2 separate regions of the Mus musculus genome follow, and region 1 is linked to region 2. Evidence: chromatin contacts called from ENCODE Hi-C or POLR2A ChIA-PET data. All regions are on one chromosome and are shown on one strand. The core of a region is the stretch at or near the end of the contact, and the rest is flanking DNA. Distances in the headings are between cores, read along the strand shown. Region 1 holds the start of Twsg1 (twisted gastrulation BMP signaling modulator 1). Region 2 has its middle 5.8 kb from the start of Gm35550.

Region 1 (4,712 bases), core at 1,650-4,149, 44 kb before region 2:
CCCACCCCACCCCACCCCCACTTCCTGACTCAAGCTGGTTGGAGAGGCTGAGAAACTGAAGCTCCTCTGACTCAAAATCTGTAAACTCAGCTGATTTGATCCACTCAAGAAAGAAAAAAAAATGAGTTTGTAATGTCTTAACCAGAAGCTGGCAAAGAGGTGTTCCCATTTTCACTGGGTTTTTGTTCATGCTGGGACCCCTCACCTGGCCTCCTATGGCTAGCAATGAGGTTAGAACCAATCAGAATTGGGTCAAAAGCCCCAGTTCCCAAGAGTCCTTGTGGACTAGGCTCAGGGCCCCATCCCCACCTCCATCCCAGAAAACTAACGAAAAAGAAGCTGGTGGTAAAGTCAAGAAAAGAGCATTGTTATTACTATTACTTATTATTATCATCATCATCATTATCATAAAGGGCATGATCACACTGGCAAATGCAGAGGCCTGATGATCTAAACACTGTTTCAGAGTGTTCTCAAGAGTCTCCGGGTTGTACAGGGAAAAGAGGCAGAGCCCAAGTTTCCCTGGTGGGTCCTGATGCTCTCTTTGATCTGGATGTGTTCTCATTCGTGTGACCTTGGGCCATCATTTCAGGGTCCATCACGCAGGGCGTTGTTGGCGTCACAGAAATCTCCCTTGTTTAGGCGCAGCATTAGTCCTTTGTCGCAGTATGTCCGTCCGTCCGTCCAGCCTGTTGTTCTGAGGATCCAACATGGAGTAGAAAGACTCAGGAGACCTCACAGGACAGGGAGGAAACGAGAGAGAAACAAAACAGAGTTCGCATCAACAGTGGCTGAGCATCCTTACAAGCCACATGGTCCAGCCCACTGCGGTGGGTATTGGGCACAAATAGGGGCTCCTTACAGAGCCACCAGCATGGATGGAGCTCCAGGATGACGAGGAGTGTTTGATCCAGGGCTCCTGAAACCCAAGTCCCTTGGCGTCCCTTCAGGGTGGGTAAGCTGACAAATCACATAGTTCCCTACATGGGAAGCAGACAGAGAACGGGGTCCAGTTTATCAAACTTCAAAGTCAGCCCCCAGTGGAGTATCTCCCACCCCTCAGTCTTTACAAACAGTGCCACTGACTGGGGATATGTTCAAACACACAAGCCTACGGGGATAGTGTTTAATCCATCACAGTTTTATTTTTTTAAATGCACTTATTAAAATAAATGTTATCTATGTAACTATGTACTGGGTTTAATGAAATAATGAGCAATTTTAACTAAAAAAATTTAATTTCAAATATTGAAACGATACACATAACCTCTTTGAAACACTCCATGTTTTCAACAGTATAGAATCCTGTGAACAAGAGGTTTGGGAGTCAGTGATCTACAATAGCATTTTAAATGGTTGGACTAGCCCACTGATGTAGTGGATCGTAATCTCTGTAACTCATAAATAATGCTGAGAATAAGATCCGTAAAATTTAATAGGTGTAGACCCTTGTTTTCTTAGGGTAGTTTTCAGGGGAGCTTCATTTAATGTGTGGGATGTATATGCACCTATTAGTGTGTGCATATGTGCATGGCTGGTGTATAACATACTCTTATGTCATCCTATATTTAAAATAGTGTGTACACATGTATGTATGTATATGCACGCGCACCCAAGCGTGTGTATGTGCACTTGTGCACATGTGTGTGCACACACGTGTATATATGTGCGTGTGTGTGTATGTGTGTACTTGCATGTGTGTGTGTGTGTGTTTGCACTCCTTCTGTGGCACACATGTGGAGATCAGAAGATGACTTGCAAGAATTGGCTCTCTACTTCCACCTTGTGGATCTTGAGGCTTGACTATAAGGCTTGGTGGCAGCTAAATATAAGGTCATCAGGTTTGGTGACAGATGTCCTTATGAGCTGAACCACCACCTTGGGTGGCTTTCTTACTTTTGATTTTCCTAAACAGGGTTTCTCATGGCACCTGGAGCTTTAGTGAACCCAGAAATCCTCCTATGTCTACCTCCTTCTAGGGCTGGGTTTCATATATCAACCCCTGTGCCTGACATATGAACATATGGGCATATGAATCTGAACCCTGGTCTTTTACTAACTGATCCATCTACTCAGCCCCCGATTTTTAAAGAAAACCTATGCTTACTTTACAAAATGTATTAATACCAGCACTATGACCCACATTAGCTAGTAATTTATTACTATCCATCTCAGCCAATTTTTTCTAGGCTGCTGCCTCCCAGTAAACCAAGGAGAGTTTAAGACACTTCCTAGGTTAAGAAAGGGTTTGACACTAGGCCATTGCTCCCAAAGTGAACTGGCCATGTGGGCTCCAACTCAATGGCTGTGGAATATTGCTGGAAAAGCAATGGTTATGGTAAAGACCTAAATGTACTTTATTTGTGGGCTACTGGTGGGATAAGCCCCATCTTCCTAAAGTTCAAGACTCAATGACTGGTCAAGCCAATACTGACCTGACCTCCGTTCCAACTGAGGCTTCTTCCAGTTGGTCTCCCTCCCATACCTAGTGACATTCCTGAGCAGGATTCACTGCTGCCTTCTCTCCTTTTTGGCAGTGCCAGGCTTAACATTTTTATGAATTAGTGACTGAAGTGTGGGACAGATCCGTATCCAGTGATCCCTAGGTGCTTAAACACGTATTTAAAATGAACCTTGCCTCGCACGTCAAGTATCAGTCCTGTTCTATTCATCTGCCCTGTGCCTCATTCTTATATCCAGTAAGGAGGACAAATCAGCTTTGTGGCAGAGCTGCTGAACCGAACCGCAGGGCACAGCGGCTGGCAGCAGAGGTAAGCCGCCCAACAGGTGGCAGCAGACCAGACGGCTGATGGGCGGGGCCCGGCTCCGCGAGAGGCCGGAGCGCACACACCTGGGGGCGTGGCCGAGGGCGTGCCCAGCCCGGGCTCCAGGGGGCGTGGCCTGCAGCCCGGCGCGGGCCTGGGAGCGGCCGGGGACAGCGCGGGCCTGTGTGTCCGCGGCGCCGGGGTTCGCGGGAGCTGCTTGGAGGCTCGGCGGCCGGGAGGAGGCCGGGGCCACGGTGAGCGAGCTCGGGCGCGCGGGCGGGCGGCATCTAGGAAGCCAGGCCGCGGCGCTCGGCGGGGATGCGGGCGCCGAGAGGCCCGAACGGCGGGGACAAAGGGCCGCGGTGCCACCGCCTTCGGAACCTCGGGTCCGGGCGCTGGTGTGGGGTGTCGCGCTCCTCCCCCGCGGTCACCTGGATTCCCGGAGGACGGCGGGAAGACGCTCGGGGCAGCCGGGGGTGTCTGTGGGTCCCCGCGGCCGGCAGCGGCGACGGGGCCGCACCGGCTGTGGGCAGGATGCCCAGGGAGCCGGCTGGGTCCGCAGGGAGCGGGCGAGAAAATGGGATTACTAACGGTTCCCCGCCGGCGGGCAGGAGCTCTGGACTTTCTGTTTCAGAACGGAGTCATACCCCATGCAGAGCCTGTGGTGTAGCGCCATCTCCTAGTTTTGTAACCAGCAGGGTCCACTTTCTAACCGGCCCTACATCAAAATTGTATTTTATTGTTTTGAGGGGATTTATTTTGACTCCTTTAAAATAAAATGCATGCGTCTGTATGCGTATGCACACTTTTCGTCTTGGCACTGCTATAGGGGCCAGAAGAGGGCATTGGATGCCCCAGAGCTGGGCTTGCTGACCCTTGTGCCCTGCCAGTGTGGGTGCTGGGAACCGAACTCGGGTCCTCTACAAGAGTAGCAAGTGCTCTTAAGACATTGAGCCATCTCTCTAGCCCCTTATTTTTATCGTTAATTTATCTAACTTGGAAGTAAAGCTGGCCTGCAGTTCATTATCCTCCTGCCTTGCTTGCCAAATGCTGGGATCACAGGCGTGTCTCATCAGGCCCAGCTATTATTTAATTGATTTTGTTGGGAATTTGTGTTTTAGCCTTAAGAAATTATATCTTTAAAATTTTAGTGGGTGCGCGAGCGTGTTTATGCGCACACAAGCATACCTGTGCACCTGCGCCATGGTGTGTATGCCAAAGGACAACTTTGGAGGGAGGCAATTCTCTTCCTTTTTTTTTTTTTTTTTTTTCCTGGTTTTTCGAGGCAGGGTTTCTCTGTGTAGCCCTGGATGTCCTGGAACTCACTCTGTAGACCAGGCTGGCCTCGAACTCAGAAATCCGCCAACCTCTGCCTCCCAAGTAGAACTTAGGCTTTCAGGCATGTCAGGCAAGTGTTGTTAGCCACCTAGCTATCTTGCCAGCCCCCACTTATAACCCCTGTGAGAATTTGTGCTGGTGCCCCTCTGTTTTCTTTCTGTACTGTGATACTTCTTAAGAACAGAAGAATCTACCGTACTAACAGAATATCTTCCCATTTACCTACAATTCTTAATGCAGTTAAGAATGGTTGTGGTTCCTGCGCCTCTCCCCCAAGTCCTTTACCAACAAAGTGAGATAATCACCAGAATAATTTTCCTTCACAGTTTTGCTTTGATGCTCAGATTTTGAACATTGGAGCTGAAGGTGTAGTTCATGGTAGAAACCTTGCCTCACACACGCGAGGCCCTGGATTTCATCTCCAGCTGCACGTGTGAGCACCTACAGGGTGCTTTAACGTAACGCAGAAGTAATAGCTTTAAAGATGTATTTTTATTGTTTTTAATTATGTGTGTGTGAGCGTGTGTTCCGTGTTCAGGTGCCCCAGGAAGTCATAGGGTTCAGCGCCCCTCCCCCCGAAGCTAAAGTTACAGGTGATTTCGAGCTGTC
Region 2 (4,066 bases), core at 978-3,477:
TCCCTCCCGGCCTTTGACGGACATTCCCGCCCCTAGGCCCATGATGGCCCAGCTTTGACGAAGCGACTACAACATGCCTTGTCGTCAACAAATGGCTGGAATGTTTGCTCTCAGGCAGTCCAGATATCTAGATGTCTAGAAGTGAGCTCAAGCTGAACTATAGATTTCTGGCAGTTAGATTAAAATCCAGCACTCCTCGGGATCTTGAGAAATAGACTCCCTTCCCTCAAAAGGAGTCACTTCCCTTGCTCTGGCAGAAGGGATATGGCTGTACATCAATCCCATGCTGGTCTACGGGCTTTTTCAGCTGCTACATCCCAAAGCACCCCACTTGCATGCTGGTCCTTCTTACCTCCCCACCTTCCCTCTTCCCTATATAATATCCTCTCTGTATAATTCAAGGTCCCCCGCCCAGTCACTAAATCTTGCTATTCTTACTATTTTCCCTCTCTCCACTCATGTTCTCTAATTTCCCAGTTCTTTTTTCTCCTGCTCTCTCTTGCTGTTCTCTCTCTCTCTCTCTCTCTCTCTCTACTATTCTCTCCTACTTTTTTGCTTCTCTTGCAGGTAGATCTAGCCATATCCAACCTGTTTTTGCTCTCTCTCTGCTCTGGACTCTTCCAGATGCCTCCAAATATTCTCTGTCCTGCCCACAATAAAAGCCTTCCCTCTCTAACAGAATAGTCATTTAGGCAGTTTCTTTGCTGCACATATCTCACATACAGTTGAGTAAATCAAGGTGGGAAGACTTGTCCATTGTGGGTGGAACCATTCCCTAAGCCAGGATCCTGGATTGAATGCAAGGGGGAAATTAAGTTTGATACTAGTGGTCCATCATTCCATTTACTGACTGTGAACACAATGTGACTAGCTGCTCCAAGACCCTGCAGTCTTGACTTCATCCACCACATAAACTGTTGTTCTTGGCAGAGTATGTTACCATAGCAACAGCAAAGTAACCAAGGTAGACATCTAACTAGTTGTTGGAAACAATTTAGCTTTTTAAAGCAGTGACTCGGTGAATCTTTCCTGGAAACTCTCTAGGTAGAGGTTAATTAGTGGTTAATTAATTAGATTAATCCAAAAGGTTAAGCCTGGGTCTTCAGTTAGGCATTAGTTAAGGGTTATACAGTAGCCTAGAAGACAACCATTAACATTGAGTTGAGTTTTGGTTTACCTACATAGGAATACAGAACTCTCTAGTCTAATGTCTCCCAAAATATTATGACAATCTTTAAGTATAAAAAAATTGATTGTCCCTTAGTACTCCAGTCTCACTATTGGAGGTGCTTTTGTGTTATAGGATTATATTGGTTTGTTCTGAGTTAGGGTGCAGCCTTGGCTGGGCTCAGAGATCATTTCATCTGCCTCATGGGTGCTCAGACTAACCATCATGCCTGGCTGATTGCTACTTTGAATTTTTAAAAATTATTTTATCTGGGTGGGTGTTTTGCCTATGTGTTTATCTGCATACCATGTGTATGCCTGGTACCCAAAGAGGCCAGGAAAGGGCACAGGACCCCTTAGAACTTGAATTACAAAGGGTTGTGAGCTGCCACGGAGGTCATGGGATCAAACCTGGGTCCTCTGGAAGAACAACCAGTGCTCTTAACTACTGAGCCCTCTCTCCAGCTCTTATAAGTTTTTTTTTCTTTTTAATCTAAATATAATTCTACCTTATAGAAAGTAGACTTAGGTTGTAGAGTGTCCTCTTGTGTGATCCTCCATCTCTGAGGCCAGCTGACTCCAGTTTTTCTCTGGTTTTGCAGACTTCTACAGCCAGCAAGGTTACATTGCTTTGGGCACTCCACTGTGTGTTTGAAGTGGTTAGAAGCCAGCGTAGCTCTAGCGGGGCAGAAACGGCTCAAGTTTGAAGCATTCCTGGTTCCTGGCAGCTCTCAAGCCTTCAGAGTCTATCCCTGTGCCCAGAACGGGAGGGTGGGGGGGAGATAGAGGAGAGGAGGAGGGAGTACACAATAACTTCATGCATATGTCTGGAGCTTGTAGCCGACTGAGAGTCTGTGTCAGTCAGCTTCCTGTCACGTGACAAAAGACACCCCCCCCCTTCAATCAACGTTAGAGAAGATGATGTTTATTGGGGGGCAGTCTGAGAGGCCTCCTCCAGGCTGCTTAGCCCTATCACACCGCACACCACGCTGCCAGTAGTGTACCAGGGCGGGAGTTCGTGGCTAGGGGTCCTGTCACTCAGTGTCCAGGAAGTAAGAGTGGAAGGGACCAGAATTCCAGAGTTGCAAGGGCACAGCCCATGACCTAAGCTCCCCTGGCCAGGCCCCTCTTCCAAATAGTTCTACGCCCTCCCTACAAAGCCACAGGCCAGACACTAAGCCTTCGACATCCCTGCCTTTGAGGAACATTCCAGAGCTAACTATAATAGCCTCTATTTTATATTGTGTAAAGAGGGGGAAATGAATTAATACTTCTTGTACATATACAAGAAACTGCAAGACCGGCTCTGGGCTCCCCTCCCTCCCCCCCTCCCCCCCCCCCCCCCCGGGAGGGTTCATAAAACCTGTACCCTGCTGTGTTCTGCTCAGTCCCGAGACTGCTTCCTTTACTTCCTGGGTGCTCAAGACCGCAGATTTTTAATGCTTTTCCTATAATGGAAAGGAATCGTAACTTCACAGAGCAGTCGGGTCCTGTGAGCTCTCCCGGGAGAGAGGGAAATGCTTGCTCCGCTCTGTGAGGTAGCAGGAAGTGCTAGGGGAGACAGGCTGACAAGGAGTAGCCACTGAAAGGCTCGCCTGAACCTAACGAAGATCAGGCACCCACTGAGGGCTCTCTCCCAAGAAACAGTCTCTGGCTTTAGGATCCATCTTTTGAAGTTTAGATGATCTGGGCTTTCAGTTTACTTGAGTCTCTCTCCTTAAAGTACTCTATTGCCTTTTTCCACCCGGGGCTACCTTGGGAGGCCAGGGAATAGAAGGGATGACAGAAGTAAGAAAGGCGGGACCTGCCTCCTCAGTCTACACTCCAGGAAAGAAAGGGCACAGGGGAGACATGCCCGAGCTCCACCCAGCCTCGCTCAGGCAGAGGGAGGTGAGAGCCCTTTGAAGACTCACTCTTGGGCATCAGAACCTGCCCCTGAAATCCCAGAGAGATTTCTTTCAAATTACAAAAGGGAGGCTGATTAGACAGTTGCCAAACAGACATGAGTGAGGCCTTGGGTTTGCTCCCCAGCCAAAACCACACATGCACAATGTATGTGTGGAGGGCTCATTTTGTGTATTCTAAAGATGAGAGTCTAGTTATTCACTTTTAAGCGATGTACACACAAGTACAATCTTACAAGACATAAATGTATCAGTGGTGGTGCACACCCATATGGCCTGAGCTTCAACTGCTGGGGAGAGACTGTCTATTGGAGACCAGCCAGGGTCTTTGGAGCAAGATCCCGTCTCATCCCCTCCCTCAAAATGGAAAGTACACTGAATCTATTTCACTGTGACGTGCAGTTTTCCTTGATGTTACCGTTTTCCATTCGTGTACATGTAGATCTGGTTTGATCTTCCAGATGCACGCCGTATCTCCACAATTAGAAGGCTGTGTAACTGGTTGGTTTAGGGACAGGTCCAGGGACCAAGCAGACAGCCAGAGGAGACTAGAAGGCAGCAGTGACTTGTGAGTATCTGCCTCTGGAAGCCCCTTTCCTGCCCCAGGGAGCAACCTCTAATCTCCGTGAAAGGATAGTGTGAGATGCCGTGGGAAAGCCCCGGATTCCATCCCGTTGAAAAGGCTTGCGCGGCAGTTTAAGCTCACATGGCGCATGCCCATCAAACCTTCAAAGGCGTTTGAAATCATGTTAAGTCCCGTTCCTCTGCTGGGCATGGCAGCTCCTCCTGCAATCCCAATACACCCGGGGATTTCCAGTCATGGGAGTATTGCCAGGGATTCCGGGCCAATCTGGGCTACAGAGGCCAGCGGGAGCTAGAGTGTAAGGCCCGATGCCCCGCCCCCAGTCAGTGAATCCACCAGATCTCTTCCGCTCCCCTTTATGTCTTTTACTTATATGGACTTAAAGAAAAACTTAAAATGTATAGAATGTCCA

What was found. A loop is a pair of places that touch in the nucleus more often than their neighbours do. ChIA-PET counts read pairs that join two places held with the same protein, here RNA polymerase II (POLR2A).
Region 1: a map of left cerebral cortex shows a loop between it and region 2 (8-fold over the local background). The contact joins the promoter of Twsg1 here to the enhancer-like site in region 2. A Hi-C loop is called at or near these places in 4 of 37 maps with a recorded cell type or tissue (gastrocnemius, heart and left cerebral cortex). POLR2A ChIA-PET finds 5 or more read pairs at or near these places in 2 of 5 experiments (Patski and embryonic stem cell).

What each region holds. Positions count from the first base shown.
Region 1 is chr17:65,949,374-65,954,085 of GRCm38, reverse strand. It overlaps Twsg1 (twisted gastrulation BMP signaling modulator 1), which reads left to right and starts at 2,899. Exons shown (of 5, transcript NM_023053.3): 1 at 2,899-3,019.
Region 2 is chr17:65,905,177-65,909,242 of GRCm38, reverse strand. No RefSeq gene overlaps it. Among named protein-coding and RNA genes, the nearest start is that of Gm35550, 5.8 kb to the left of the region's middle. Within about 2 kb of position 2,227, at least 1 of the 3 ENCODE cell types and tissues checked has a DNase peak (open chromatin) inside an H3K27ac peak, as active enhancers do; it is heart, where a contact is called at or near this core.